2 separate regions of the Homo sapiens genome follow, and region 1 is linked to region 2. Evidence: read pairs that join two places in POLR2A ChIA-PET (ENCODE). Cell type or tissue: HCT116. All regions are shown on one strand. Each heading gives the region's core, and the rest is flanking DNA. Links, peaks and the distances in the headings are about the cores only. Region 1 has its middle 25 kb from the start of SMNDC1. Region 2 has its middle 33 kb from the start of DUSP5.

Region 1 (16,033 bases), core at 6,530-11,529, 200 kb before region 2:
TCACACCACTGCACTCCAGCCTGGGCAACAGAGTAAGACCCTTTCTCAAAAAACAAACAAACAAGCAAAAAAAGAAATTAGGCCAGGCACAGTGGCTAATGCCTGTAATCCCAGCACTTTGGAAGGCTGAGATGTGTGGATCACTTGGGGCCAGGAGTTTGGGACCAGTCTGGCCAACATGGTGAAACTCCATCTCTATTAAAAACTCAACATTTAGCTGGGTGTGATGGCATGCACCGGTAGTCCCAGCTATTTAGGAGGCTGAGGCAAGAAAGTTGCTTGACCCTGGGAGGCAGAAGTTGCAGTGAGCTGAGATTGCACCATCGCACTCCAGCCTGAATGACAGAGCAAGACTCTGTATCAAAAAAGAAAAAATAAGAAAATAGTGGCTGAAGTTTTTCCAAATTTGGTGAAAGACATAAAGTTACATATCCAAGAATCTTGGTAAACCCCAAGCAGGATAAATACAAAGAAAAGCATACTTTGGAACACTTTACTCAAACTGCTAAAAGTGAAAGAAGCCACAGACATTTTGCACACATGTCCAAAATGGAATTTATCCTCTTCCCTCCGAATTTGCTCCTCTTCTTATATTTACTTTTTCAGGAAATGATGCTACCTGCTGCCTTCTACAAGAGAGAACCCTGGAGTCCCTCTGAACTCATTCTTCTCCTTTCTTTTCTACTTCAGTGGGACACCAACTCCATCTACTATGTCATTACATAGCTCAAGCCTCTTTCCTTTCTCACAGCTGCTGTCTTAGTACAATTCCATATTTATAGCCTGGGAGTCTCCTAAATTGTCATCCTGATCTCTTCTCTTTCTGCTGCCGGAATGGTTATTTTAAGCCCGAATTCTGACCTTGTCACTTTCCAGTTTAAAATCTTCCAGTGATTTTCCATCCCTTTGGAAACAGAATTTCTATACCGTAGCATATTGCTTCAAGATCTGGGTCCTGATGTCATCTCTAGCCTTAGTTATGCCACTTGGAGGTCTCCAAATGAGCCACAGTGTCACACCTCTGTGGTTTGCCAATGTTGATCTTTTTTAGTGGAAGTTTATTCTCTTGTTTCTCAGGCTAATCTGTACTCATCCTTCAATCACCAACTCAAGGGTCATCTTCTCTTGGAAAACGTCCCTGACCCCTTTCCCTAGGTGGAACTGGATGCCCCCTGCTCATCCTGCGTAGTGCTGTGGTATCTGTGCTCCTTTACCTCTATTATATCTGGTGTTCCATTGTACTCTTGCCATTGATTTTCCTTTAGCATCAGGTCTTATTCATCTGTAGATCTCCAGAACATGGCAAATAGCTGGGGCTGAGTGTTTGTTGAATGAGCAAATGGCTGAGTGAAACAAGAGTTTGAATTGATTCCCTATATGGAGCCTATCTGTTTCTCAGGCAGTAAGTTCTTCTTTTGCCATGATAAACCTCCCCAAATAAGATTATCCAGGTGAGAAAACCAGCAAAGAACCTGAGGCAAAGGCCCAAGGAGGGGAACTTTGTACACGTGCTTACATAATGGACAGTGAGGCAACTGAGCTTATTTTTCCACCAAGGAGATGCGTTGGGCTAAGCAATTCATGTGTAACTTTGGTCACTAGCACATGAGTAGACCAACAATAAGCTTAAACTAGGAGAGTGATCTTTTTCAATGAAACCGTTTTGGACTCTTTTCTGCTGTAGGTGAGAGACTACCCTTCTTTGCTTTTTATACCACTTTTTGTGGACTAGTACTCATGTCCATCACTCATATCCCTAGGATTCTTCCTTCTAACTCTTAAGCCACTCATTTGCCAAAACAAAGCCCAAATTTCTCCAAAATATTGTCTTTTGTTTGCAGTCATTTTCAGCTCATCAGCATTATTGATTTTATGTCCACTCTGAAGGGAAGGCCACAGAGTTGACACCCAGGAAAATGATTCTCACTCAACTTACAGACCAGCTTAAACCAGGAAAAATGGGACCTGCAGAAAGATCTGGCTGTCCCAGACAAATGGGCATGAGTCAGGTTTAGCTCTGTCAGGAGGCCTCTCTGCTGCTGCATCACTGCCACATCAGCTGCCCTCCCGCACATTCCTGCTCTTGCTCCTTGTCTTCTGGAGCTGGTTGAGCATAGGCCCAGGGACCTAGTGAGTCAGCTCACTATGCCAGTTCCCTCCTCTGTGACCTGGTGCTTTTCTTTCCATCCTTTCTTTCCTTTCTATCGTCCTCCCAGATGATAACATTTCTCTTATAAAGATTATATTATGACCATACTTGAAAGATTTGTACATGTTTTGTTTATTTTCATTGCCGGAGCTAATTACCACACTAGTGCTTTCTGTAGATATCTCTTGTCTATCCCAGAATTCTTATCCTGAGTCCACTTAATAGATAACATAGGTGGGAGTCCTGAGACCTGGGAGAGGCAATATTCCTCCAATGTCCAGCCCAAGCCATATACTGAACATCTGTTGCCAACTCTCTTTGTACCCCCAAGAAACTCCTTTCATATGAGGGAGACCCCTTCATGGTTTACTAAAAAGCAATTTAGAAGTAGCAGAAGTAGCATCAACAAAGGTAAGTCAAAGAAGGAAAATAAGTTGTCAAGAACAGTGAGCAGTGATAGAGCTCAAAAAAATCAGACCACATATTTCTTTTTTTTTTTTGAGATGGAGTTTCACTCTGGTTGCCCAGGCTGGAGTGCAATGGCGTGATCTTGGCTCACTGCAACTTTCGCCTCCTGGGTTAAGGTGATTCTCCTGCCTCAAACTTCTGGTAGCTGGGATTACAGGCATGTGCCACCATGCCCAGCTAATTTTGTATTTTTAGTAGAGACAGGGTTTCTCCATGTTGGTCAGGCTGGTCTTGAACTCCCATTGACCACATATTTCTATGCTTGGGGTGTATCCATCAAAGTGAGTGGGTGACACTTGTCCCAGCCCAACACTGAATGACTCACTTTCTGTGCTATCAGCAAACAACCAAGGCTCTGCCCGGTAGTTAACAAACTCACCGAAGGAAACGCTATTCTGAATCTGTCACTAATTGAATTTTTAAATGTAATCCAATTGCCAGCCAATTTACAAACTTCCTCTGTATTCTCCAGGTTGTTTCTAGCCTTCCTCCTAATCACTTTTGCAGCCTGGCTGGATTTGATCAGGTTTATCTTTGTTTGGTTTGAGAAGGAATTGAAATGCCTCCTTCTCTTAAGAAGATGATTGTATATCCCTTGCAGTTTGCTTAGGGCACAGAGGTGATCTCATAGGGTTTTTCCACTCGGTGTATTTGATTTTAAAAACATAAATATGTGAAAGCCCCAATGTTGCCTCTTAAAATCCCCTTTGTGCTCAAAGAGGAAGTTTGGTGAACAGTTTCAGCAAAGTATCAGGAATATCAGATAGCATTGATTCACCGAGTTCTGGAAACAAACCTCAGCTTCTCCAGTCATTGGCTCATGATAAGAAAACTTCCCTTCCCACAAACTAATATGACAAAAAAGAGAGATCAGATAAAGATGACACATGAATTTGACGAGTGTTCCATCTTTTTTTACCCCAGCTCATGCTGTGCCCTTCTGGCTACATCATTGCCCTTGCTTCTCTACACAAAAGTCTTCTTCATTCTCACTCTTGCCCAGTAACCTTCACCAACATTCTGTCCTGTGGGGAGCTCTTCCTCCCCTGAACAACTCTGGCTTGCATGTAAAAATCTCCTAACATACACACACAGTATAGACTTTCCAAGGCAGGGACTCTGCTGAATTCTTATTTGCACACCTGTGGGATAAGCTGCTTAGCTCACAGCCCTGGTGTGCAATGCAGGCTGGGCATCAGAACTACCCATATAGCTTTTAAGAACTACAAATGTCTAGGTTGGGTGCAGTGGCTCACTCTGTAATCCCAGTGGAGGCCAAGGTGGGAGGATTGCTTGAGCCCAGGAATTCAAAACCAGCCTAGACAACATAGTGAGACCCCATCTCTACAAAATAAAAAATTTAAAAATTAGCCAGGCATGGTGGCATGCACCTGTGGTCCCAGCTACTCGGGAGGCTGAGGTGGGAGGATTGCTTGAGCCCAGGAGTTTGAGGCTACAGTGAGCCATGTTCACATCACTGCACTCCAGCCTGGGTGACACAGTAAGACCCCAACTCAAACAGCAACAACAACAAATAAACTACAAATGTCCAGACCCCACTCCGGGCCTTCTGAATCAAGATCACTCCATAGGTGACTCTGACTTGCGGCTGAAATGAGAACCACTAGCTTACCATCATTGGAAGGATTAAACGAGTTAACATACAGACGGATATTTTTTAAACTATAGACTTTCATGACAAATGCTAGGTATGATTCGTAGTGAATGCTACAGTTGCCCTCCACCCCATCCAACCCTTCTAACTCCTCCTCCCTTTCTCAAAGTTTCTGTTCAGAGGGTCACTCCTCCTCCACGCAGCCCCGTGGCTTCAGGGAAGCTGACCCCGCCTTCAGTGTCAGGTGAGGGGCTGATTTGTCTGAGCCTAAATCCATGATTCAGGAGTGGGGATGTGACTGGCCATTGAGACCCAGAAGGACTGCTGGAGGCTTCTGGGAAGAGTTTCCCTCACTTTGGGAAGCTTTGCTCTCCTGTCATGATTCTAGTTGTTACTGACAGCCATTCTGGGACCTTTCTCTCTCTCTTTCCTCTCTCCTTTCCCCAGAGGTAACAGGGCTTAGGATAATGCTATGAAAACACCTTGGTCTTTGACGGTGGATGGAGCTACCCTGAGCTGATCTCAATTTGGATTTCCATTTCTGTGCACCAGGAAATGCCTCATGGTTTAAGGCAGCTCTGTTACTTGTGGCTGAAATATCCTCCTGGCTACATTTGCTTTTAATTCCTTCTCAAGTATCATCTGACACAATGCCCTCTTTAGTAAATGCTTCAATAAGTATTTGTTGAATGTATGAATGACTTCATCGTCATTGAGTGCCTAGACTTGCTGGGTACTGGAGATACAGTAGCAACTAAAAGAAGTCCCTTTCCTTATGGATTTTATATTCTGGTGGGAATAAAACTGCACTTGTGGGTCAGGTTAGCAGCTTCTCTAGAGAAATAAACTTTATGTTTCTAGTTGTACAAACAGATGGTTCAACCCACATTAGGGGTTAGAATGGTAACATTTGTGCTAAAGAATCACTGCTTAGGAATTCACCTGACCACCAGAGTGACTTTCTGCAGCTAAAGAAAAAGGAAATGACAAGAAGAATCATGAAGAATACTTTGTCCCTAAGTTTATGACTCAGAGGAAAAACTACAGGGCTCTTGTTCCCAGATCTCAACACCAGAGCATGAGACAGGTCCTCGATTGCAGAAGACAAAGTGAGGAGTAACAATCTGAAAGATTCAGGATAACTCGATTTTAACAAATGAATGAAACTGGAAGAAGGGGAAACTGACGACCTGCTGAATGTTAATATTTGAGTCAGTGCAAGGTATCACGAGAGGTAGGGATCAGCTCATCTCTAGGTCTTCTGTCTGCAAGAAAGCAGGCAAAGGGAGGATGCTTCCAACTTACAGATTGTCTAGTGCAGCTTAAACTGAGGGACAGCCTTTCTTCTTTATTTTTGTATAGGATAGCCTCTTTTTCAAGATTGCCTTAGATGTATTCTTTGCACAAATGTTGGGATGATCCCATAACTTCTCCGGGGAAGTCAATGCTAGCTAGGGTGGCTACATTCACCACTCAGATTAAGGAAAGAGTCACCTGGCAAGTAAAATGACCGAAATGAAGAAATGTTTGGGGCAGCAACAGGCCTGGTGATTCAGCTGGGCTGGCCAGAGAGCAAATTCCAAGGGGTAGGATAGGAGGGGAAGCAGTCCAGCAACCTGAGGTAAGGGCCAAATTCAGGAAGATTAGTGATAACGCAAGGCAAAGGTAAACACGCTAGACCTGGAAGATGAGGGCTTCATAGAGCAGGGCTCAGGAACTTTAAGCCTGGACACTTGGGGAGCAAGAGGTAAGGACTTTGACCCTAAGATCCTGAGGTTAGGTCCCAGTAATAAAACTCAGCACCAGCTGACAGAAAGGACAATGACAAAGGGTGTACCCTTCAAGGGTAGGAGGAGTCCTACAGGCTTTGTGAGATATGGCACACAGTCAGTGCTGTGTAAATGTTAAAAGGGTGAATGAAGTCACTAGGCTGGGCTGTACGATGGCAGCAATCAGACTGTTTTTCATCCTTAAGCTCTAAAACTACTGGTTCTTCTGGAACTGGCAAAATTTTCAGTAAGATGCTTTAGTTCCCCAAAACAGATAATTGAGATAGTTTTTGTTTTGTTTTTGCCCAACCTGCTTCTATTCCCCTGGAGATAGCATTGCAGTTTTCTTTGGGGGACTGCGCCTCCTCTGCCTTCAAACCATGCAGCTCAGGTAATGCCCTGTTTACTAAATGCTTCAGTAAGCATTTATTGAATGAATGAAAAAATTCGGCCAGGCATGGTGGCTCACGCCTGTAATCCCAGCACTTTGGGAGGCCGAGGTGGGCAGATCACGAGGTCAGGAGATGGAGACCATCCTGGCTAACACGGTGAAATCCCGTCTCTACTAAAAATACAAAAAATTAGTCGGGCATGGTGGCGGGCGCCTGTAGTTCCAGCTACTCGGGAGGCTGAGGCAGAATGGCATGAACCCGGGAGGTGGAGCTTGCAGTGAGCCGAGATCACGCCACTGCACTCCAGCCTGGGCTACAGAGCGAGACTCCATCCCCCCTCCAAAAAAAAAAATTCATTGTCATTGAATGCCTAGACTTACCGAGTACTGGAGATAAAGTAGTAACTAAACCAAGTCCTTGTCCTTATGGATTTTATATTCTGGTGGGAATAAAACTGCACTTGTGGGTCAGGTTAGCAGCTTCTCTAGAGAAATAAGCTTTATGTTTCTAGTTGTACAAATAGATCGGTTCAACCAACAAAAGTGGTTCAAATGGGAACCCTTGTGCCAAAGGATCACTGCCAACCATGCTCTCCTATCTAGGAGTGGGCAAGTGGCTTGGCTAATTAGCATATTCCATTCCTCTATACACTGTGATTAGTTCGGGGATGGGCACATGATCTACGTTGTTCCAATGGAAGTTAATTCTGAGACTTTTGCTAGAACTACTGAGAAGGGGCCAGTTTTTCTCTGCTGAGGTTGCCGAGCTATACAATGTAGAATGTAAACCCAGGGTTGGCAGGAGTCACTGCATGGAGCTGGCCTGGCAGCAGATGGAACCAACTCAGAAAAAAGCATAGCTCGGGAAGTAGGGGATAGATTGAAAGACAATAATTCTGGTGACATAATTTGAGTTTCTGGTACCAGCTGTGCCTGAAGAGAGGCCTACCACTGGTCTTCTCTATGACTATTGCTTAAGCCAGCCTGAATTGGGTTTCCATTACTAACAACTTGGTGTCCTGAAATGATAAACAATGGAGACTGTATGATAAGTAACTGCTTTCCCATCTTGTCAGAGCTGATGAACTCCAGGCCAGGCGCAGTGGCTCACACCTGTAATCCCAGCACTTTGGGAGGCCAAGGTGGGTAGATTACTTGAGACCAGGAGGAGTTTGAGACCAGCCTGGCCAACATGGTGAAACCCCGTCTCTACTAGAAATACAAAAATTAGCCAGGTGTGGTGGTGCATGCCTGTAATCCCAGCTACTTGGGAGGCTGAGGCACGAAAATTGCTTGAACCCAGGAGGCGGAGCTTGCAGTGAGCTGAGATTGCGCCACTGCACTCCAGCCTGGGTGACAGAGAGAGACTCCATCTTAAAAAAAAAAAAAAAAAAGAGTTGAGGAAATCCAGCCAATCAACTAATACTTATGTAGTGATTTCTGTTGCCAGATATTGTTCTAAGTACTGGGGATACAGCTATAAACAGAAGTCCTTGCCCTCAAAGAGCTTACATTCCAGCAGGAGGAGACAATTGTTAAAGTAGTCAACAATAAATACATACGAAAAGTTTAGGTATAAATAAGAGCTATTAAGAAGATTAAATAGGAGCGAGCCACCTGCTCTCAGACAGGGCCCATCTCTCAGAGGGGGCAACATTTGAATTGCGGTCATAATGACAAGATACAAAGAAGCGGCCATTCAAAGACTGGGGCAAGAATGCCCTGAGGAGAATGAATAGCCGGTGCCAAGGCTCTAAGACAGGAACAAGACTGGCCTGTTCAAGAGACTAAAAAAAGGCACATGTGGCTGGAATGTCTCGAGTAAGGAGACCAGTAGAGAGAGGAAGATGGGGCAGAGAGGTAAGCTGAGGCAGTCCCCTCAATTTTGTGAGAATTTGAATTTTATTCTGAATGCAACAGACCTTCACTGGAGTTACTGAGACCTGATTTACCTTTTAAAAACATTATTCTAGGCCGGGCGTGGTGGCTCATGCCTGTAATCCCAGCACTTTGGGAGGCCAAGGTGGGCGGATCACTTGAGGTCAGGAGTTCAAGACCAGCCTGCCCAATATGGTGAAACCCTCTCTCTACTAAAAATACAAAAAAAGTAGCCAGGCATGGTGGCAGGCGTCTGTAATCCCAGCTACTCGGGAGGCTGAGGCAGGAGAATTGCTTGAACCTGGGAGGCAGAGGTTGCAGTGAGCCGAGATTGCGCCATTGCACTCCAGCCTGGGTGACAAGAGTGAAATTCCGTCTCAAAAAAAAAAAATTATTCTAGATGTGGGTTGAAGGTTGGACTTAAGGAAGGCAAGAGGGACATAAGGAGGACCTATTAGGAGATAATGCAGTAGTCCAGGCAAGAGATGATGGAGGGGCCCCAGGCCAGGGTTGGAGCAGTGGAGATGGAAATAGAGAAAGGGGGTTGCATTCAGGATACATTTTGGAGGCTTAGTCAATAGAATGTACTGTGGGTTAAAGGGAGGTGTGAGGAAAAGATGATTTAAGCCTGATGACTAAGTTTTAGCCTGAGCAGCCAGGTGAATGATGGCGCCATTTACAAAAATGAGAAAGTCAAGGCGGGGTGTGATGGAATCCATATTGTTGGGAGAAAAGCTGAGTCGTTGGGAGAGAAGCTGAGGTGGAGCTTACATGTCTGCTAGACTTGCTGGCTCCTTGCTTCTAGCACTCCCATTGTCTCAAGTAGCCATATGTTTCTCATTCACTTGATACACCATTTCGTTTCAACCCCCACATCCTCACCACCTGTTTCTTTGATCACCAACAAATAGCGAGGGCTCCCAAAGCTCAGGGCCTTCCCAGCCTCCACACTCGCGATGGCCCCCTGGTCCCACTTTCTCTCTCAAACTGTCTTTTTCTCATTCTTTTGACTCTGCTGGATTTCGTCGCCCCCATGACCTGGTGTTGAGTCTGATCACCCCAACACATATTGCTGCCTCAGCTATGCAAGACATCCAAGTGTAGATGTCAAATGGGCAAAGGGATAGAACATTCCTGGAGTTCCTTTTTTCTTTTTCTTGCTTAAACAACAAATTTATTTTCTCACAGTTCTGGAGACTAGAAACCTAAGTCCGAGATCACAGTGTCAGCAGGGCTGCTTTCTTCTGAGGGCTCTCTCCTGGGCTTAGAGATGCCCATCTTCTCTCTGTGTATTTGCATGGTCTTCTGTCTGTTTGTGTCTGCATCCTAATCTCTTCTTTGTATAAGCAAGAGGTGACAGCGTGCTGGCAGCCCTTGCAGCCCTCGCTCGCTCTTGGCACCTCCTCGGCCTCGGCGCCCACTCTGTCCACACTTGAGGAGTCCTTCAGCCCTCTGCTGCACTGTGGGAGCCCCTTTCTGGGCTGGCCGAGGCCGGAGCTGGCTCCCTCAGCTTGCGGGGAGGTGTGGAGGGAGAGGCGTGGGCGGAACCGTGGAACCGGGGCTGCTCATGGCGCTTGTGGGCCAGCACGAGTTCCGGGTGGGCGTGGGCTCGGCGGCCCCGCACCCGGAGTGGCCAGCTGGCCCCACCGGCCCCAGGCAGTGAGGGGCTTAGCACCCGGATGAGCAGCTGTGGAGGGTGTGCCGGGTCCCCCAGCAGTGCCAGCCCAGCAGCGCTACACTGGCTTTCTCGCTGGGCCTTAGCTGCCTCCCCACAGGGCAGGGCTCAGGACCTGCAGCCCGCCATGCCTGAGCCTCCCCTGCCCTGCCCCCTGCTGTGGGTTCCTGTGCCGCCTGAGCCTCCCCGACGAGCGCCGCCCCCTGCTCCACGGTGCCCAGTCCCATCGACTGCCCAAGGGCTGAGGAGTGCGGACGCAAGGCGTGGGACTGGCAGGCAGCTCCACCTGCGGCCCCAGTGCGGGATCCACTGGGTGAAGCCAGCTGGGCTCCTGAGTCTTGTGGGGACTTGGAGAACTTTTAAGTCTAGCTGGGGGATTGTATATGCACCAATCAGCACCCTGTGTCTAGTCAGGGTTTGTAAATGCACCAATCAGCACTCTGTGTCTAGCTCAAGGTTTGTAAACACACCAATCAGCACCCTGTGTCTAGCTCAAGGTTTGTAAATGCACCAATCAGTGCTTTGTGTCTAGCTGATCTGGTGGGGACTTGGAGAACCTTTATGTCTAGCTAATGGATTGTGAATGCACCAATCAGCACTCTGTGTCTAGCTCAGGGTTTGTAAATGCACCAATCAGCACCCTGTGTCTAGCTCAGGGTTTGTGAATGCACCAATCAGTGCTCTGTGTCTAGCTAATCTAGTGGGGACTTGGAGAACTTTTGTGTCTAGTTCAGGGACTGTAAATGCACCAATCAGTTCCCTGTCAAAACGGACCAATCAGCTCTCTGTAAAACAGACCAATCAGCTCTCTGTAAAATGGACCAATCAGCGGAATGTGGGTGGGGCCAGATAAGGGAATAAAAGCAGGCTGCCGGAGCCGGCAGTGGCAACCCGTTCAGATCTGTTTTCATGCTGTGGAAGCTTTGTTCTTTTGCTCTTTGCAATAAATCTTTCTGTTGCTCACTCTTTGGATTCACACTGCCTTTATGAGCTGTAACACTCACGATGAAGGTCTGAAGCTTCACTCCTGAAGCCAGCAAGACCACGAACCCACCGGGAGGAATGAACAACTCCAGATGTGCCGCCTTAAGAGCTGTAACACTCACCGTGAAGGTCTGCAGCTTCACTCCTGAAGCGAGCGAGACCACGAACCCACCAGAAGGGAAAAACTCCGAACACATCCGAACATCAGAAGGAACAAACTCCGGACATGCCACCTTTAAGAACCGTAACACTCACCGCGAGGGTCCACGGCTTCATTCTTGAAGTCAGTGAGACCAAGAACCCGCCAATTCTGGACACATAAGGAAGCCAATCCTATTTGATTAGGGCCCCCCCATATGATTTCATTTAACCCTAATTACTTGTTTCTAAGAAATCATCAATTTATTTATTTTTTTTGAGACAGGATCTCACTCTATCATTCATGCTGGAGTGCAGTGGTGCGATCAGAGCTCACTGTAACTTTGACCTCCTGCGTTCACTCAGTCCTCCCACCCCAGCCTCCCAAGTAGCTAGGGTTAAAGGCAAGTGCCCTACCACACTCACCTGTTTTTAAAATATTTTGTAGAGATAGGGTTGCACTATGTTGCCCAGGCTAGTCTGGAACTCCCGGCCTCAAGCAATCCTCCTGCCTCAGCCTCCCAAAGTGCTGGGATTACAGGCATGAGCCACTGTACCAGGCCTAATTTACCTTTTTTTTTTTGAGATGGAGTCTCACTCTGTCTCCCAGGCTGGAGTGCAGTGCAACCTCTGCCTCCTGGGTTCCAGCAATTCTCCTGCCTCAGCCTCCCAAGTAGCTGGGATTACAGGTGTGTGCCACCACACCTGGCTAATTTTTTGTATTTTTAGTAGAGACGGAGTTTCACCATGTTAGCCAGGCTGGTCTCAAACTCCTGACCTCAAGTGATCTGCCTGCCTTGCCCTCCCAAAGTGCTGGGATTACAGGCGTGAGCCACCGAGCCAGGCCCAAATTTACTTTTTAAATTAACATGTAATTATACATATTTATGGAGTACATAGTGATGTTTTGATACATATGATGTATAGTGCTCAGCTCAGGATGATTAGCATATTCATCATGTCAAACATGTATCATTTCTCCATGTTAGGAACATTCAATATCCTCCTAGCTATTTGAAACTATGTATTATTAACTTTAGTCATACTCCAGTAGTATGGACCACTAGAACTAATTCCTCTTGTTTAGCTGTAATTTTGTATCCCTTAACAAATGGGACATGTTTTCTTAATATACCATTTAACACACTCTATGAAAGAACAAGTTTCATTTTTCAGCTTTAAATACATGAGCTTTACATAAAATAGCTCTTAATTCAAAAAACATTGGCCAAACCAAACTAATCTACTGCGTTAGAAGTCAGGATCAGGAGGAGGAGAGAGTGTGTAGTGATGGGAAGGGAAATATCAGGAGCTTCTGGGGTGCTAGAGATGTTCTGTTCCTTTCACCTGGGTAGTGGTTACATGGCCCACTTAAAGATAATTAAGCTGTACACTCACGATATGTATACTTTTCTGTATGTATTCCTCAATTAAAATTTTTTTTTAAAAAATAACAAAGGAATCAGGAGGCCTGTGCTTCAGTTCCAGTACTAAAGGTAACTAGCTGTGTGATCACAGGCAAGTTACTTAACCTCTCTGGACCTCAAGTTTTCTCACCTGTCAGTGGAGAGGATTGAACCAGATGCTCACCAAGATCCCGTCCACCCAACATGGTTCCACAGGCAGCTTCCTCCATTTGAGATCGGGCACTTGTGCTGCTGGAGTCAGCCTGAAGCCCTCTCTGACCTTCACCAAGGAGGAGCTGGTCCTTTTTCATGTTCTTCCTTTCAGAAACTAACAGTTGTGGCTGATGTCTCTGTGGTACCACTTGTTACTAACAAGGCAGCTGTGAAGTTAATGATAGTGCAAATAAAAAGCTGCTGGTAATTAGGTGGCTGGATGTTCAGGCATTATTGTTATTTTTAAAAAAATCGGCTGGGCACGGTGGCTCACTCCTGTAATCCCAGCACTTTGGGAGGCTGAGGTGGGTGGATCACCTGAGGTCAGGAGTTTGAGACCAGCCTGAACAACATGGTGAAACACCGTCTCTACTAAATATATATTTAAAAAAATTAGCTGGGCATGGTGGCACATGCCTATAATCCCAGCTACTTGGGAGGCTGAGGCAGGAGAATCGCTAGAACCCTGGAGGCGGAGGTTGCAGTGAGCTAAGATTGCACCATTGCACCCCAGCCTGGGCAACAAGAGTGAAACTCCATCTGAAAAAAAAAAAAAAGAAAAAGAAAAAAATCAATTAGCTGAATAAGAAAATGCCATTGAGATGAACATTTATTTTTCTCCTTAGCATGATTCTGGTTGGATAGGAGGTTAATGTGGTCAATTCCAGAAGGGAAAAATATGTTTCTTATATATTAGAACTTAACATATACTTTTAAAACTGCATAGGGGGCCGGGCGTGGTGGCTCATGCCTGTAATTCCAGCATTTTGGAAGGCCGAGGCAGGTGGATCACAAGGTTAGGAGTTCGAGACCAGCCTGACCAACATGGTGAAACCCCTTCTCTACTAAAAATACAAAAATTAGCTGGGCATGGTGGCATGCGCCTGTAATCTTAGCTACTCGGGAGGCTGAGGCAGGAGAATCGCTGGAACCAGGGAGGCAGAAGCTGCAGTGAGCCGAGATCTTGCCATTGCACTCCAGCCTGGGCAGCAGACTGAGACTCCGTCTCAAAAAACAAACGAACAAACAAAAACTTCATAGGGGAAGATGGAGGCTTTTAATTTTTTACAAAAGGTTTCTGTAAGTGAGGGAGAAGCTTCATAATAATGACCTGTGATTTGTACCTACTGCTGACTTACTAACTAACCTCTGACTCTGGCAATGACCACATCCTCATTTCCTCCTTTTAGAAGGTAACCAAAAACACTTCTAGGAAGTCTGGGGTTATTGAGCCATAGTCCTATCTCTAAGACCTAGATAGTCTATAAAGCAAAATAAATGAAGCAACAAAATTTTTTCCTTGTACTTCTGTTGTTCACTGTTCAAATATCTACATTTAACCAAGCAGATATTCTAATATGGCTGTGTTTATTTACGACTGTCTTCTGAAGACTGCCTGGATCTGTTTTAACCCGGTAACCCTGGGCAAGTTACTTACCCTTCCTGAGCCTTATTTCTTCATCTGTAAAAGGAGATAGTGACAGTACCCACCTCAACGTTTGTGTGTGTGCACGCATGTGTGTGTGCACAGACATGCATGTGAATTAGGTGACATAGCCCATAGAAAATGCTTTGCACAATGCCTGGCATGTAACAGGCTCTCAAAAAATATGAACTATTTTTACCCTTGGGTAGAAGTGGTTCTTACACCTGTGGGGAAGGGACTGGGCAACGTTAGGCAGCAGAAAGTAGGTCTGGCTGTTTTCCTTTTGTGTGGCCTTGAGAACTCCTGCATATAAGGGCTCTTGTCCATCCTGGCTCTCACAGGACCCCCAGCAGGGCTTTTAGACTTCTCTGGGTTTATCAGTTTTCAGTCCCTGCTTGTCGCGCTTTTGGAACTACAAATAGCCTCGGAGAGAGGGCGTCAGATGTTTTGAATCTCCCCCTGCTAATGGATGGGACCACACCCCCTGCCGCCACAGCTGGTAACACAGGCCTTTAGGATAATGGAAGGCATTTGGGGATCTATTTTTCTCTTACTGTGCAGAGCATTACTCACCTCACTCCTCTGTGTTACAAGGAAGGCGAAGGAGAAAAGCACAATAAGCTGCCAAGGATGAGTCAAATTTCAATAGAGCGTCTTTGCTCAGAGGCAGCAACTGCCAACTGCCATTTCTTATGCATTCCTGAGATTCACATTGCAAAATAAATCCTGAACTCCTGCCCCTTTCTTCTTTTTTTCCCCAGGGAAGGGCAACAAATGGAGCTGCATTTTGACTGCACTCTTTCTAGGTTGGAGAAGCAGGGAAAGTGATACTCCGGGAGCTGGTGTGTCTAAGGCCTCTGTGAGTCTGCATGGTCAACACAGCTGGCTCTGCCTTTGCGCTCAGCTTCTCCTGAGGCATCAACCTGCATCTAAGCTCTTCTGCCTCCTTTCCGGGAATGGCCACGGTCTATGGTTTCTCAATTGACTCGAGATTCAGGAGAGTATGGAGAACTTCTCTTTCCCTGACCAGTGGTATACTGCTGTGGCCCTTGTAGCAGGGGAACAGCCTAACTGCTACAACATTCATTTCAGCCAAGAGATCAGTCCACTCCCACATGGGAGCAGGTGCCTTCACCCATGACCCTGACCTTCTTATAAAGCTTTCATTCAGGATGGCATGAGGTCTTTCCTCAGAAGGTGTCAAGAGAGAGAAATGCTAAAGGAAGAGATGCAATCAGTTTTATGATCATTAGGTGTTTAAGCTATAGGGCTTATCTTATAACACATTGTATCTGTGGTACAAAGCAATGGATGTATCAGAAGGGAAAGGATGAGGTTACGTTCAGAGTGTAGGGCAGGAAAAGAGAACACACAACATTATTGAATTAACTAGACTCTGTCTTGCATGAGGCATATTTTGAGCATCTCCATAGGCCATAGGAAACAACATTGCAGAAAACATTAATTTTAACTGAATGTTCGTACTTGAGGCTGGTGGTTCCCAAACTTGGCTGAGCCTGAGAGTCACAGGGAGCCTCTGATGATACAAGTTCTCGGTTCTGTGTAAGGGAATTCTGATTCCCTGGGTCTTGGGTGGAAATATTCATTTTAGAAGTTCCCCAGGTTGTTCAGATGACCAGTCAGGTTTGGGAACTACTAAGGTGGGCCACATTTTGAAAGGACATGGTCCCATATCATCTACCATCAACAAGTCAGCTTTTAAACTTTTTATTGTGAAATAATGCACAGATACAGAAAAGCTTATAAAATAGAAATGTGGCTCAGCTCAGTGATTTAGTTCAAAGAAAATGCCGAACTGTCCACCTCCCCCTTGAGAAGTAGAACATTGCCAACAGATGTATTTCCTGGCAACTAAACGAAATCTTGAAATTGTCCTCATTTATAAACCGTTGGAGCGATT
Region 2 (16,033 bases), core at 4,748-9,747:
ACTGTATGTATCTCATTTTATTAACAACAGATTGTGTGTATGCTAGTGTATATATATTATATATATACACACACACAAGTGTATATACACAAGTATATACATGATACGTATATTGTAATATATATACTATAATATATAAAATATAAGTGCCTCTACTTATTTTACATTTATGATTACTTACATAGTCTGAAAAGATATACATCAAAATATTAGAATGACATTTTCTGGATGGTGCAATAACTGGTGATTTTAATTTTATTTTTTATACATTTTTTTGTCCTTTATAATTTTTGCCCAGGGGAATTGCTTATATTTTTAATACTTATTGCTTATAAGTAATAAACTCACAAACTGATAGAAAATATCTCCTTTGGATTCAGAACTTCCCTGCCCCTTTGTCTCTGGCATCTTCTCCTGGGTTGGCTACCTGACTTTCTGTCTTATATTAGAAGACAGTGGGACACAGAGTAATCTAATCCCTGCGAGGTTGTCCTCTCCAGGCCCAGCTTTTAGTTACCCCCTCTTCCCCCACTTCCATTCACTTGTTTTCCTGTTCTTTTCTGTCCTTTTGTGTCAACATGGTCTTCCCTTTTTCAGTTTTTCCTCTACAATCACTCTTGAGTACTCTTTCATTCATTCATCATAAATTATGGACAAATCAGAACAACAGTGGAATGAGAATAACAACAGTAAGTTATTTAGAGTTGAAGACTGAGGTTCAAGTCCTGAATCTGCCCTAGGTAGAGCAAGATGATGTGAAAAATTCTTGGAAAATTGTAAAGGCTGGATCAGTGAGAATTGTCATTGCCAAGACCCTGTGCCGAGCCCCATGGGGGAAATGTCGGTGAGGAGCCTCTGTTCCCAAGGAGCTTAGAGAGTAGAAGTGGAAACGCAAAGGGGGAGGGCAGGGAGGGATGCAGAGATAATCTCCATAGACATGGAAATTACTAGATTCTGCAGAGGAGGAAGAAGGATGAGTCAAGTATCACCATGGGGTTGGGGACCAGGTAACTGAGAAAAGTGGTGTCATGAATCCATTTATCAATCCATCTATCCATTCATTCCACAAATACACACTGAGCATCTGCCATCAGCCTGGTACTATCAGAGGTGCTAGAGATGTAACAGTGAAGAAAACAGGTAACAACCCCCGACCTACCCCATTTTGTTTACATTCTATGAGATGACAGAGAAAAAGGAAGCAAACAAGTACATAAACAAAATCATTTCCGAAGGTGACAAGTGCTATGAGAAAAATAAAATTGGATAGTGTGTCAGAGAGCACCAAGGGGAGGTGACATTGGTGCTGATGTGTCATTAGCTGAAATAGAAGTCAGGGGCTGGTCTGAGGAGGAAGATGATGATTCCCTGTTAGAGCTGCTGACTCAGAGATGCTAAGATTTACCTTCTGGTGAGATATTTTAACCTCCTCTCAAACTCTACATCCTATCAATCTCTGGCTGGGAAACTTCCAGTGGGTTTTCACTGCCCTCTGGACAAAAATCCCAGTTATTTAACTTGGCATTCAAGGGCCTCCACAATCTTGCCCAGTCTGCTTTCCTGCCCCCGTCCCCAGGTGAACCTTCAATTCTGGCTGTGATGGGCTCCTCACAGTCTCCACCTAGGCTACATCCCTTTGTGCCTCCTTACCTGGGTCCTAGGAGAGTCTCCTGAACTCTCCAGTCCACAGCCGTCCTGCTCTTCTCAGGACCCATGCCTCTTTTTCTGCCTGCTTGCCCTCTTAGATTGTTTAAGTGTCTTATAAGCAAGGGCCCAACTCTCCAATAAGAATGCAGTCTCCTCAAGTGATAGGCTGGCCCCTTCAGGATCCTCTCTTCATTGGATTTGCTCCATACACTTGCCCAGAATTGCACTGAGGGGCTTTACAGATAAGTATCTTCTTGTGTGAAATGAAGAAGGAGAGACAAAATGGAAAGAACCCAGAAGACAAAAGAGCTTCCCACCCAAATTCAGGAGTCAGATGACAGAATTCAGCTGTGGTCAAAAGTGTTTGGAAGCTGGCCAGGTGTGGTGGCTCAAGTCTGTAATCCCAGCACTTTGGGAGGCCAAGGGGCAAAGATCACTTGAGGCCAGCAGTTCGAGACTAGCCTGAACAACACAGTGAGACTCCCATATCGACATTAGTTAAAAAATAATTTTTAAAACATAAAAAATTACAAAAATGTGTTCTGAAGCAATTAGCAAAGAATTGATTCATTTTGCTGGAGGAATCAGCAATTGGAATGAATTCTATTTGCCTTGAGCATATAGGGATAAACCTGCCTAACACTGGTGAGCAGAGCAATGGCCTGAGACCAGAAGTCCTAGAATTCCTCCCAGCCCTCTATCCAAAAGAAAGACAGAGTCCTGGGCTCCAAGATGATGGCACAATCAGGAACTGGCCCAGAGTAATCCATTACCCTTCTCTCCAAGGCTTCCTTCCTCTGCTTCCTAGGCTTTGTCACAATTTCCTCCATTTAACCCGTGGGGGGATGGAACACCTGTTTACCCATCTGAAATGCAGGATGATAGGAGATCACCTGCCCTCTGCTCCTCCCTCCTTCCCTGTCAGGACTGAGTCAATACCGATGTTCAACTTCTGGTGATTAGAAGTCAGGATGTTCAGGTGGTGGGAGGTTAGGTGAGGGACACGTGATTGTCATGACGGGCATTTGGGATGAAAGTCAGAACCATAAACACATATTCATTATGACTCTCCTTCTGCCGGGTCTTTCATCTGGGGAATCTCAAAGCCCTGGACAAATGGTAATTAATTTTCACAACAGCTTCCACAAGAGGATGCAGTGGTGTCTGCCAAAGGCCAGGGGGTATTTTCCCAGTATTCTTCCCTCAACCTTTCCTGCTCACTCCCAGCCCCTGCCAGCCCCAAGGTGACGATGCAGAGTGGGTAGGATGCCTGGGCTAAAGACTCCTTCCTGGGACCTCTCTGTCCAGAAGGCTACAGGGGCAGATGGAGACTCCTCCCAACTAGCCTCCTGCCCCTACACCCTACCCTACTCTCCCAGAGCGTGACTAAGAGTGAACCAGGCAGGAGTGGGAGCATTTCCTGCCTCCACTGGCAGGCTGGGACCAGACAACAAGTTAGTTGACTCAGGAGGAACCACATGGCTCCAAAAATACATCTGCCTCTGCCCGGTTCCATCTCATGCTCCCTTCGCCCTTTAGATATAGTCACTTGCTCCTTCCCCCAATCCCACCCCTGGGGAGCCACTTGAAGTCATTTTTGCCCTTAATTCTGATTATAAAAGAACTATAAGTGCATCATAGGAAACCTAGAGAATGTAGAAAAATACAAACAAGCATTTGAATAATCCTATAATTCCACTACTCCCAAAATAACCACTGCTGAAGTCTTGTTATATTTCCTTTCTATTTTTCTGTCCTCTGAGTTTCATTTATTTATTTATTTATTTATTTTTGAGACGGAGTCTTGCTTTGTCGCCCAGGCTGGAGTGCAGTGGCGTGATCTTGGCTCACTGCAAACTCCGCCTCCCGGGTTCACGCCATTCTCTCGCCTCAGCCTCTGGAGTAGCTGGGACTACAGGCGCCCGCCACCACACCTGGCTAATTTTTTGTATTTTTAATAGAGATGGGGTTTCACCGTGTTAGACAAGATGGTCTCTATCTCCTGACCTCGTGATCCACTCGCCTTGGCCTCCCAAAGTGCTGGGATTAGAGGCGTGAGCCACCGTGCCCTGCCCTTTGAGTTTCATTTAAATATTAATATATACTCACAACAAAACCACAATTATACATATATGTATGTATATATGTGTGTGTATATATATATATTATATATACATATATATACATATATATGTGTATATATATATTATATATACATATATTATATATATATGTGTGTGTGTATATATATATATATATATATATATATGCTCAAATAGAACAAAAAGTTATAAAGTGAAAAGTCAAAGTCCACCTCCAACTTTCTACTCCCATGCAGGGGGAAACCATGGTTAAGAGTTTCTTGTGTATCTTCCAGAAATTGTCTATTACATGTTCAAGCATGCAAATGTTATTCATTTTACATGGCTGAGGTCATACTGTATGAACAATTTGGTCTTTTCTTCACTTTACATGAATATATGAGCACTTTCTATGCCATTAAAAATTATTGGTTGAACTATTTTTATAGGCCAAATAACATTTTATCTTATTGATATGCCATAGTTTATTTAACCTTTTCCCTCTTGCTGGACATTTACTCAGGAGAGGAGCAGGAAGAAGGAATTGAGTCAAGATGAAGTGTTGGAGGAGGAAGGGGGCTAGCCTGTACTGAGGGCCTACTGTGTGCCAACCACTTTTCACATCTTCCCAATTGCTTGGTTTTAGAGTTAGGCACTGTCCCCATTCTTCAGATGAGAAAGCTGAGGTTCAGAGAGGTTAAGGAGGAATTTGCTCATATGTAAGAGAGCCAGGGTTTGAAGCAAGATTTATCAACTCCAAAGCCCATGGCTGTTCTATTTTGCCAAGATGCTTCGGAAAAGTCCCAGGGTTCATGGTTGCACACTGCTTGGCATGGGGATGGGGAGAGCCCTTCCGGCATTCCTTCTCTCATTCACTCTAATAACATTTATATGCCTGGCATCAAGAATTTGGGTGAAAAAGCTGCAGTCCTTGTCCTCTAGAAGTTCACAGTCACATGGGGGTGGACATGAAAACAAGCTCTCACCACCTAGAGGAACATGCAAGGTACAAGGGGGTCCAACCAGAGTTTCCACTCCCAGACTCCAAAGGTCGAGAGGCTTCCTGGGGGAGGAGACCCTAGGCTGAGTCAGTCCTCTGGCACCGGTCAGGAAGTGCCAGGGAGGCCTGAAACGCCTCTGCGTCCTCTCCTCCCCAGATCCAGTCTATGCTCCAGTCACTGGAGCCTGGGTTGGTTCCTCCCTGACCCAGGTTTCGCCTCAGCTTCCTGCCTTTCACAAGATGGTTTTCCAGGCTCCCACGACAGTAGGGTGGGCAGTGGGCCGCCAATTTCTGAGAAAATCTTCAAGAACATGTTTCTGGTTTGTTTTCCAGAAGTTCAGGAAATGTTTATCATACTTTTGGGGAAGAGTGGGCAGCACGGGAGGTTTGGGTCAATGCTTCGGGCTCTGGATGGACAGATCGGGATTGGGGTCCTGCTCCTGCCATTTGCTCTGGGACTGCTGGAAAGTCACCGAGAGTTGTCAGGACCCTGGGTAACAAGCCATAGAAAATGGACCCTGACTATCTTAAACAAAGAAGGGAATCCACTGCAATAGAATTGGCAGAGGTTCAGGAGGGAACAGTCTTGAGAAAGGGGCAGAAACTTAAGCAGCTCTCCAGGCCTGGAGCAGCAGGAGGCAGAAAACCATCATTTGAGCTGGAAGAGTCTAGTCATGACGCTGCTGCCACTGCAGCCAGATATCACAGCAAATGGAGTGCTAACCCCCCAGCATGCAGTGGGTCCAGGAGCCAGGCCTCAGGCAGGTGCATCTGATGGACTGAGCCTTGGTCATGCACTCATACCCATTGCCAGGAAACAGGACGGGGAGGATTTGCCTTTGGGCTTCAGTGGTATGAGGCAGGTGCTCCTCCCTCCAAGTCAATACCCAAGGGGAGTTCTGCCCCCTGGATGAGGGGCTTTAGAACCTGTACAGCCAAAAACTCAATGCCTACGACATGGCCTAATCTCTCAGAGCCTTTATAAAACACAGACAATAATCATATCCATTTCACAGGATTACTACGAGGGTTTTTTTAAAAAGCAAATAAAGTGCTTAGCATGGTGTCAAACACCCCATAAATTCTCAGTAAATGTTAATTTACTACTACTACTATTAATATTGTTATTACTAGTGTTATTCACTTTCTCTCTTTTCAAATAAAATCCAGATAGTTTTCACTGTAAAAGTAATAGATGTCATACATAGAAAAGTTGAAAAATGCAGAAAAGTTGAAAGAAGAAAAGAAATCACCTAACACCCACAGAAAACCACTGTCAGCATTTTGGTATTTCCTGCCAATCTATTTTCTATGTACTGGTGTTGGTTGTTTTGTTCTTTCTTCCTTTTTTCCTTTCAAACAGCTGTGATCATTCTGTATGTGTACAGTTGTGTACCCTACCTTGTGGTATATGGATTTCTTTTTTGGGGGAGAGGGGGAATTTCCCTCTGTCACCTAGGCTGGAGTATAGTGATGCAATCTTGACTCACTGCAACCTCTGCCTCCCAGGCTCAAGCGATCCTCCCACCTCAGCCTCTTGAGTAGCTGGGACTACAGATGCACACCACCATGTCCGGCTAACTTTTTGTAGAGATGGGGTTTCACCATTTTGGCCAGGCTGGTCTTGAACTCCTGAGCTCAAGAGATCCGCCTGCCTCGGCCTCCCAAAGTGCTGGAATTACAGGCGTGAGCCTGTAATTATTCTTAACGGCTGCGAAATATCCTGTGGAATGGATAGTGTTGTTTCCACTGTTTGGCGGGTGTGTGTTGGGCGGCGGGGTTCATATGCATTTATAAATTATGAGCGTTTTTTTCAAAAACGTTTTCTGATTCTGGAATGCTTCTTTGAATACTGATGAATGCTTAACTGACATCAGTTAAGCACTTTGTTCTGAAGGGCCCTTAGGAAGCCATTAGCCATTTCCTAAAATGCTCACAATTCCGATGCAGGTGGGGGGTGGGGCATGGCCCACATGGATGCCTATCACCTCATTGTGTTTTGAGGGGGGCATTCTCACTGCTGCTGTGAACGTGAGAGTCCCATAGTCCCGTGACGCCTTGACACCACTCGTCTGCCCACAGCTTTCTCACGTTCCCAATTTGCTCAACCACTGATTAGGCTGGGGTGGTTTATCCTGCCTGTGAAATTACCTGCCATTAGTGTAGTGGAAAGTGCCCCAGCTCTGCCTCTTGCCAGCTTAGGACTTGAGGCAATTTTCTTACATTTCTCAACCTCTTCTGTAAAGTGAAGAGTCATGTCTATCTTCCAGGATTAAAGAGAGAGGGATACATGAGCCTAGATAGTGAGCTTTTCTTCTTTCTTCCTCGACGGTTCTATAGTCTCGTCCTCTCCCTTACTCCCACCCCCCCAGCCCCGCCCCACCCCCGACCAGCCTCCCTGCCTCTTCAGGTCCCAGGCTGGGTTCCAGGAAGTGGCTCGCGCCTGACGCTGGCTCCCAGCGGCTGGGGTATCAGGTGACCCGGCTCCCCACCGAGGTGACTAAAATCCCAGTGATGCTGATTATTTGGATTTCCTGGGCAGGGCCGGGCACCCGCCGCTGGTGGGGCTTTGGATGCAACAATAATTAGTATTTTGACGATGCGATTCCGATCGCCCCACCAAGTAGGAGGTCCCACCCTGAGTAGGGAGCCCCGTGGGAACTGACCCGGCCACATTCCCAACTGCAGCGATTGTGAAATGGGCGCCCGGGCCCAGCCAGGGCGGGCTCCGAGGGAGGAGCGGGGCGGGGCGCGCAGAGGATGCTCCAGGAGGGCGGAGCGCTCACCCTTGCTCCGGGATCTCCTGGCTCAGGACAACCAACGTGGTCCTGAATCCACCCTGGACCTGCCCAGGATCTCAGGCTGGGCGGCCTGGCTCTGCTCTGGCTACGGATGCGGGAGTGAAGTGACCAGGGCAGAAAGGACATCTGAGGGGGTCACAGGGAAATGAAATCGTCCTTTCCCCTTCCACTCACCCCTCCCGGCCCTTCCAAAGCACCATTAGAAATTGAAAGGTGCAAGGCCAGGAAAGACGCAGGGGCCAGTGCAGAGTCTCCTTTCATGGAGGTCCAAGGAGAAGTGAATTGCTCTACCCCAAGTTTCTATAAGAAATAACCAGGCTGGGCAAGGTGGCTCACACCTGTAATCTCAGCACTTTGGCAGGACCAGGCAGGAGGATTGCTTGATCCCAGGAGTTCGAGACCAGCCTGAGCAACATATGAGACCCTGTCTCTATTAAAACAAACAAACAAACAAAAAAAGAAACAAACTTTAAAAATTAGCCGGGTGTGGCAGTGCAAGCCTGTAGTCCCTGCTACTGGAGAGGCTGGGTTGGGAGGATTGCTTTAGCCTTAGGAGGTCAAGGCTGCAGTGAGCCGTGATTGCACTCCTGCAATCCAGCCTGGGCGACAGAGCAAGACCCTGTCTCAATTTTAAAAAAAGAAAAAGAAGGAAAGAAATAGCCAAACAAAGAGAACAGCTGGAGCTTTAGAAAGCACTGTCCCTAACACTGTGTGATTTCAATGACTCCAAAAGACTCTCTGACCCCCAGGTTCTCCTGTGACTCACCTGAAATTCCTCCACAGGCCGGACGCGGTGGCTCAAGCCTGTAATCCAAGCACTTTGGGGGGCCGAGGCAGGCGGATCACGAGGTCAGGAGATCGAGACCATCCTGGCTAACATGGTGAAACCCCGTCTCTACTAAAAATACAAAAAATTAGCCGGGCATGGTGGCGGGAGCCTGTAGTCCCAGCTACTCAGGAGGCTGAGGCAGGAGAATGGCATGAACCCGGGAGGCGGAGCTTGCAGTGAGCTGAGATCGCGCCACTGCACTCCAGCCTGGGCGACAGAGCGAGACTCTGTTTCAAAAAAAAAAAAAAAAAAAAGAAATTCCTCCACACATCCTTTACTTTAAGGTTTTGATGCCAAGTAAAAACTTGCCTCAGCTTCCACAGGAAAGGATCAATCCTGTGACAGAAAGAGGGGAAGAGAGCATATAAAACCTCAAGGTGGCAGGAGCCCTCCTATGGCCTCTCAAGTACAGCTGTATTCTGTTTTTAAGGCACTTGTACTGCAATCTCCAGTGGCCTTTGAAACAATGCTGTGAGCTGGGGGTACTGTTAGCTGTCTTTCCCATTCAACAGAGCAGGAAATGAAGGCTCAGAGAGGTTAAGTAACTTGCCCAAGGACACACAGTAAGTGCCCACGTACAGTTGAAATCATGGCACTCAGCTGCTTCCCACAGCCCAGCATTAACAGTGTGGTGTTCGTATTTTGGTCAACTAGTTTTTTTAAAGTATGAAACAAGTCTTTGGCTAAAGTTCTTATTTTTTCTTTCTTTTAGAAAATATTTTGTAGAGACTATGTTGCCCAGGCTGTTCTCGAACTCCTGGTCTCAAGCAATCCTCCCAGTTCAGCCTCCCAAAATGCTGGGATTAACAGGCATGAGCAACCATGCCTGGCCCTTTGGCTCAGGTTTTGAGAAGACTTTTAGTAATACGAGAGAGAACACTTACTGTCTCTCATAAGCTTCACAACAGCCCTAAGCAAATAGCACCCTGTTTTACAGGGGTAAAAACCCAAGGCTCAGAGATTTATTACATCCACTCAGTTGTGAGTACCTCCAGGGTAAGGAATGAAGTCGTGTCCATCTTTCTATGTATGATCCATAACTTTATCTATGAATGTTGGTTGAGTATTTGCAGAGAGAGCCCTGCCAGATCATCTAATAAGGCCTGTGTGTTTTACAGATGAAAAAACTGAGGCCTGCAACAGGTAAGGGATATGACTGGATCACATAATTATGGCAGAACCTGGACCTCACATCTCCCAATTCTGTCTGCTGTCCTTTCCGGACAGTCACTCATTTATCCAACTACAGGAACTGAGCTGACATACCTCCATATGCTGGGCTCTAAGAACAAAAACAGTAGGGAGAGGATAGGGACACACTTGCTTTGAGGGAGGGTTCCAAAAACCTCAGTATTCAAAACACATGATATTTTATTTTACTTTATTTTTGAGACATGGTCTCACTTTGTCACCCAGGCTGGAGTGCAGTGTCGCAATCACAACTCGTTGCAGCCTCGACCTTCTGGGCCTAAGTGATCCTCCCGCCTCTATCTCCCAGGGAGCTGGTACTATAGGCACATGCCACCATGCCCAGCTAATTTTTGTATTTTCTGTAGAGATGGAGTTTTGCCATGTTGCCCAGGCTGTTTTCAAACTCCTGAGCTCAAGCAATTCACCCACCTTAGCCTCCCAAAGTGCTGGGATTACAGGGGTGAACCACTGCGCCTGGCCCAAAATAACATAATATTGTAATGCAATATTTTAAAAAATCAAATTAGGAAATGATATCCCACAGGCCTGCAGCCTAGTTTTTTTTTTTAATTTTAAATTTAAATTTTACTTTAACATCTGCATGCACAAGGCAAGTTGCAGCCTGTTTTTATAAATAAAGTTTTATTAAGAGTAAATCTCAGTCCTTGTTTTGAGGAGCCACAGTTTACTCTGGGGAGACAGACTTGAATAGGGTATATGTAATCCTCTGTGATTATCCTCAGGCAGCAAGCAGGGGCTGAGGGGAAGCCTTTGAAGCAGGGAGGGAAATGTGCAGAGTCCCAGCTGTGTGGGCTCATTGCAGCAAAACTCGTTGGTGTAGGAAAAACAGGGGCGGGAGCCAAGGGAGGAAGTGGTGAGTGACCAGGTCTCAGAGATTAAGGGGAGGACATGGGGACGGTGGAGAGATCACCAGGCTGAGAATGTCCCATAAAGGTTTTGGACTTGACACCATAGACATGGCTAACTCCGGCTGACACTGAAACTGGGGAAATCAAACACAAACCGAAGGGTATTTAAAATATATTTAGAAATATATTTCTATATATTATAAAATATATTCAGAAATACATTTAAAACCACAATGATAGAAAGTAATAAAAGAAGCTGAGCATGGTGGCTCACGCTTGTAATCCCAGCACTTTGGGAGGGCAAGATAGGTGGATCACATGAGGTCAGGAGTTCAAGACCAGCCTGGCCAGCATGGTGAAACCCCGTCTCTGCTAAAAATACAAAAAGTAGCCGGGCATGGTGGCGCGCTTCTGTAGTCCCAGCTACTCTGGAAGCTGAGGCATGACAGTCGCTGGAAGCTGAGGCATGACAGTCGCTTGAACCTGGGAGGCGGAGGTTATAGTGAGCTGAGATCGTGCCACTGCACTCCAGCCTGGAGGACACAGCAAGACTCTGTCTCAAAAAGAAAGGAAGAAAGAAAGAAAGAAAGAAAGAAAGAAAGAAAGAAAGAAAGAAAGAAAGAAAGAAAGAAAGAAAGAAAGAAAGAAAGAAAGAAAGAAAGACGGAAGGAAGGAAGGAAGGAAGGAAGGAAGGAAGGAAGGAAGGAGAAATCAAGTTATAAAAGACTACTGAACCTTAAAAAATGATAATAATAATAATAATAGGAAAGAAAAAAAAACTCACAATGAATGTGTTTGGCTGGTTGGTCCCTCCATGTACTGGGGACATTTGCCCACCTGTAGTCCTTTGCCCCCAGCCTTGTGCTCTGGAGGTCTCACCCGTGACTGGACCCTTCCTAAAGGTAAAAGCTGCCCCAAGCTGCTACTGCCTTGGTTGAACTGCTGGAAGCCAGGGAAACCCTCGGCAGGACATAAGCTGCCAAGGAATTCTCTTCATTTCTTGAGAATATTATAGGATGCATATTTAAAGATATCCCATGTAAATCACTTAGAAGAGAGGCTGGCAGAAAATAAATACTCAGAAAACTTTCTGTTATTATGTTCTGTTTATTATTAAAGTACTTTTTATAATTTTCTAGAAAGAGTTATGGTTTGAAAGACCCTTCCTTATGTTTAAAGGACACTGTCCCCTTCCCCATATGTCTGTGGCAATTGTTGATGGTTGTAGAAGTATCTGCTAGATCAGGATGTGGGCTGACAGCTGAGAGGGTGTGATGTTTGGGAGAGATTAAAGTCCTGGGGGGAGGTTTAATCCAGGAGGCCTTCCTGGAGGTGGAGGAGAGTTGAGGGCAGAGTTTTAAAAGGATACTGTTGACAAGATGAATGGAAGCATTATGAATGGCATGACATCTGGAAAATGGAGCAATTTTGCCTACCTGGTGTGAGAATTAATTGATATATCACAAACGTAAAATGATTGGCACATAACAAGGACCCAGTGAAGGTCGATGATGAAGAAGGAGGAGGAGGGGAGGGGGCAGAGAAAAAGAGAAAGGGGCTGAGCAGGAGACCCTTGTTCTAGGTACGGCTGTGCCTCTGGTTAGCTATGTGAGACCTTGGGGACATCATGCCCCTCTTGACACCTCAGATTTCTTTTCTTTTCTTTCTTCCTTTTTTTTGAGATGGAGTTTCGCTCTTGTTGCCCAGGCTGGAGTGCAATGGCATGATCTTGGCTCACTGCAACCTCCGGCTCCTAGGTTCAATCAATTCTCCTGCCTCAGCCTCCTGAGTAGCTGAGATTACAGGCGCCTGCCACCACGCCTGGCTAATCTTTGTATTTTTAGTGGAGACGGGGTTTCACCATTTTGGCCAGACTGGTCTCGAACTCCTGACCTCAGGTGATCTACCCACCTCTGCCTCCCAAAGTGCTGGGATCACAGGCATGAGCCACCGTGCCCAGCTTCTTTTCTTTAAAATGGATGACTTACGCCTAAGGTTTCCACCTCTGAGAGTCTCTGATTATAAATATAAAATAATGACAGTCTCTGGGCGCAGTAGATCATGCCTGTAATCCCAGCACTTTGGGAGGCAGGTGGATCACCTGAGATCAGGAGTTCGCGACCAGCCTGGCCAACATGGTGAAACCCCGTCTCTACTAAAAATACAAAAAATTAGCCGGGCATGGTGGCGGGCGCCTTTAATCCCAGCCACTCCAGAGGCTGAGGCAGGAGAATCACTTGAACCTGGGTGGCAAAGGTTGCAGTGAGCTGAGATCACGCCATTGCACCCCAGCCTAGGCGAAAAGAGTGAAACTCTATCTCAAAGAATATATATAAATAAATAAATAAACATAAGATAAAATGACAGTCATTGTTTATTGCCACTTACTTTATACCAGTCTCTCTTATAAGCCATGTACATGTAACATCTCACTTGATTTTCGCAGTGACCCCATTCATGGATTCTACTAGTATTCTCATTATATTGTTAAGAAAACAGAGGCTCAGAGAAGTAAGGTAACCTGTCCAAATGGTTGATCGAGTAAGCAAGGTTCCCGACTGCAGGAAGGCAGAGAGATGCTGCCTCCTGGGGGCTGTCCCTTTCTACAGAGAAGCATTTTCTTCATGACTGAGATCGGGGGTGGCCCCAGTTCCCTGGAGACACCAGTGTTGCAGGAGGCTACTCTTCTTCCTGATTTCACTGCCCAGTTCTGTGGCAGCTCCAACCCATAACTTGAATGTCCCCCCACCCACACACACACCCCCACCTCAGCACAGTGACTTTCCCCCAAGGCTGTGTCACGCTTAACAGATGACACTCAGGGAAAGGCTCTGTGGTTGAATCACAGTGACCACTTCCTGTTCCATTCAGGGTCCCTTGTTCTCCAGAGCCCTCACTCTGCCATGCCCTATTTAGTAAATGCCACAAAGTTTATGACTCCTGGACTGCTAGGGGGGCTTAGTCACCCCTTCCTATACCCTGATTCTACTAGACTTAGAAGCATCAACTCTCAGTTTCTGCACCATTTCACTACCTTGCAACAGGAGCCTGGTGGGACACCCCGTTTGTCCCGGGGCTGCACAAGTAGGCAAAAGGACGATCTCCATTCCTCTAGACTGGTGATGTAAGGCTGACCGGACAGGTGGGCAGACGTCCAAACCTCAGCCATGAAGTAAGGGAGGTAGTCACTGACCCGGTGGGCTCCTCAGAGGCACCTACTCACTGGATGTTGTTGTCTGCAAGCACATGGGTCAGAACACCAAGTGGAAAGAAATGCCAAGGGGTTTATATGTCTTTGAGGGAAACCCCAATTCTCTTTCATTTGCTCAGAAATGCCTTCCTGGAGGCTGACAGCTGTAGCTAATGTTGAGTCCTAGAGCCGAGGGAGTCATTAGATACTAGGGGGCCATCCGGAAGAGGAGACTTCCTCTGGGTAAATGCACAGAGCAAAATCTGGGACCATCATGGCTGGATTAAGATCTTTAGCAGTACTCAACCTCTAAAGATTATGCTACAAGTATTTCTTGCCCCACACAAATCATCATAGATAACATAAAATAAAACAATCTAAATCCTAAAAATAAGTATGTCCTTATCAAAATATCAATGATGTTACTTATGAAAATGGAAAAAAAAATCTACAATTCATATGGAACCCAGGAGACTCCAAATAGCCAAAGCAAGTTTGAACAAAAAGAACAAAACTGAAGGCATCACACTACCTGACTTCAAAATTTACTACAAAGCTGTAGTATGGTTCTGGCATAAAAAGAGACACATAGATCACTGGAACAGAATAGAGAACTCAGATATAAATCGACACATTTGTAGCCAACTCATTTCGACAAAGGTGCCAGGAGCAAACACTAAGGATCATCCCTTTAATGAATGGTGCTGGGAAAACTGTATGCAGAAAAATGAAACCAGACCCCATCTCTCCCCATACACAAAAATCAAATCAAAGTGGATTAAATACTTAAATCTAAGACATGAAACTATGAAACTATTAGAAGAAAACATTGGGGAAGTGTTCCAAGACATTGGTCTGGGCAAAGATTTTCCATGTAATCTTTTCATGTAACCTCAAAAGCAACAGGAAACCAAAGCAAAAGAAGACAAATGGGATTACATTAAGCTAAAAAGCTTTTGTACAGCAAAGGAAATTATCGACAAAGTGAAGAGACAGCCTACAGAATGGGAGAAAATACCTGCAACTATCCACCTGACAGAACATATAAAAAGCTCAAACAACTCAATAGGAAAAAAACAAATAATCCCATTTTAAAATGGGCGAAATAGGCCAGGCGCGGTGGGTCACGCCTGTAATCTCAGCACTTTGGGAGGCCGAGGTGGGTGGATCACGAGGTCAGGAGATCGAGACCATCCTGGCTAACACAGTGAAACCCTGTCTCTACTGAAAATACAAAAAATTAGCCGGGCGTGGTGGCGGGCACCTGCAGTCCCAGCTACTCTGGAGGCTGAGGCAGTAGAATGGCGTGAACCCTGGAGGCAGAGCTTGCAGTGAGCCGAGATGGCACCACTGCACTCCAGCCTGGGTGAGAGAGCGAGACTCTGTCTTAAAAACAACAACAAAAAAAGGGCAAAATATCTGAATAGACATTTCTCAAAAGAAGGCATACAAATGGCTAACATGTATGTGCTCAACATCATTAATTATGAGAGAAATGCAAATCAAAACAATGAAATATCATCTCACTCCAGTTAAAATGGCTTTTATTTATTTAAAAAAAAAAACAATAACAGATGCTAGCAAGGATATGGAGAAAGGCGAATCCTTATACACTGCTAGTGGGAATGCACATGAGAACAGCCACTATGGAAAATAGTATTGAGGTTCCTCAAAAAACTAAAAATAGAATTACCATATGATCCAGGAATTCCACTGCTAGGTGTGCATCCAAAAGGAAGGAAATCAATATATGGAAGAGATATCTGCCCTCCCATGCTTCCTGCAGCACTATTCACCATAGCCAACATATGGCATCAACCAAAGTGCCCATCAACAAATGAATGGATGAAGAAAATATGGTACATACACCCAATGGAATATTATTCAGCCATAAAAAGAATGAAATCCTGTCATTTGCAGCAACATAGATGGAACTGGAGGACATTATGTTAAGTGAAATAAGCCAGGCACAGAAAAACAAATACTGCATGATCTCACTCAAATGTTGGAGCTACAAAAGTGGATCTCATAAAGAGAGAGTAGATTGGTGGTTACTAGAGGCTGGGAAGGCAAAGGGAACTGGGGATGAAGAGAAATTGATTAATGGGTACAAATATACCATTTGATAGAATACATAAGACCTAGTGTTTGATACATAAGGAGGGCAACTCTAATTTATTATAATCTATTGTACATTTCAAAATAGCTAGAAGAGAATCATTCGAATGCTTCCAGCGTAAGGAAAAGATAAACATTTAAGGTGATGGACATCACAAGTACACTGATTTATCTTTATAAATTACATGAATGTATGAAATTATCACATGTCCCAAAACTATTTACATGTTATACATTAATACGTAAATATCATAGATTAATACACAATAAAAAGTTTAAAAAAGAAAAAATCAATAAAAACAAGCAT

What was found. ChIA-PET counts read pairs that join two places held together with the same protein. Peaks named below come from ENCODE experiments on the same cell type or tissue, not always from the same donor. Only the 100,000 strongest peaks of a DNase experiment are listed, where the experiment ranks them.
Region 1: POLR2A ChIA-PET joins it to region 2 with 5 read pairs; 2 of 35 experiments call an interaction of 5 or more read pairs at or near these places.

What each region holds. Positions count from the first base shown.
Region 1 is chr10:110,321,652-110,337,684 of GRCh38, forward strand. No RefSeq gene overlaps it. Among named protein-coding and RNA genes, the nearest start is that of SMNDC1, 25 kb to the left of the region's middle. RefSeq lists an enhancer at 3,558-3,717. In HCT116, for the core only: no CTCF peak of the experiment used is centred there; no DNase peak of the experiment used is centred there.
Region 2 is chr10:110,523,024-110,539,056 of GRCh38, forward strand. No RefSeq gene overlaps it. Among named protein-coding and RNA genes, the nearest start is that of DUSP5, 33 kb to the left of the region's middle. RefSeq lists silencers at 4,748-5,042, 6,870-6,929 and enhancers at 6,060-6,189, 12,908-12,997, 13,488-13,697. In HCT116, for the core only: no CTCF peak of the experiment used is centred there; a DNase peak (open chromatin) is centred at 7,478; H3K4me3 peaks cover 3,005 bases; H3K27ac peaks cover 4,736 bases.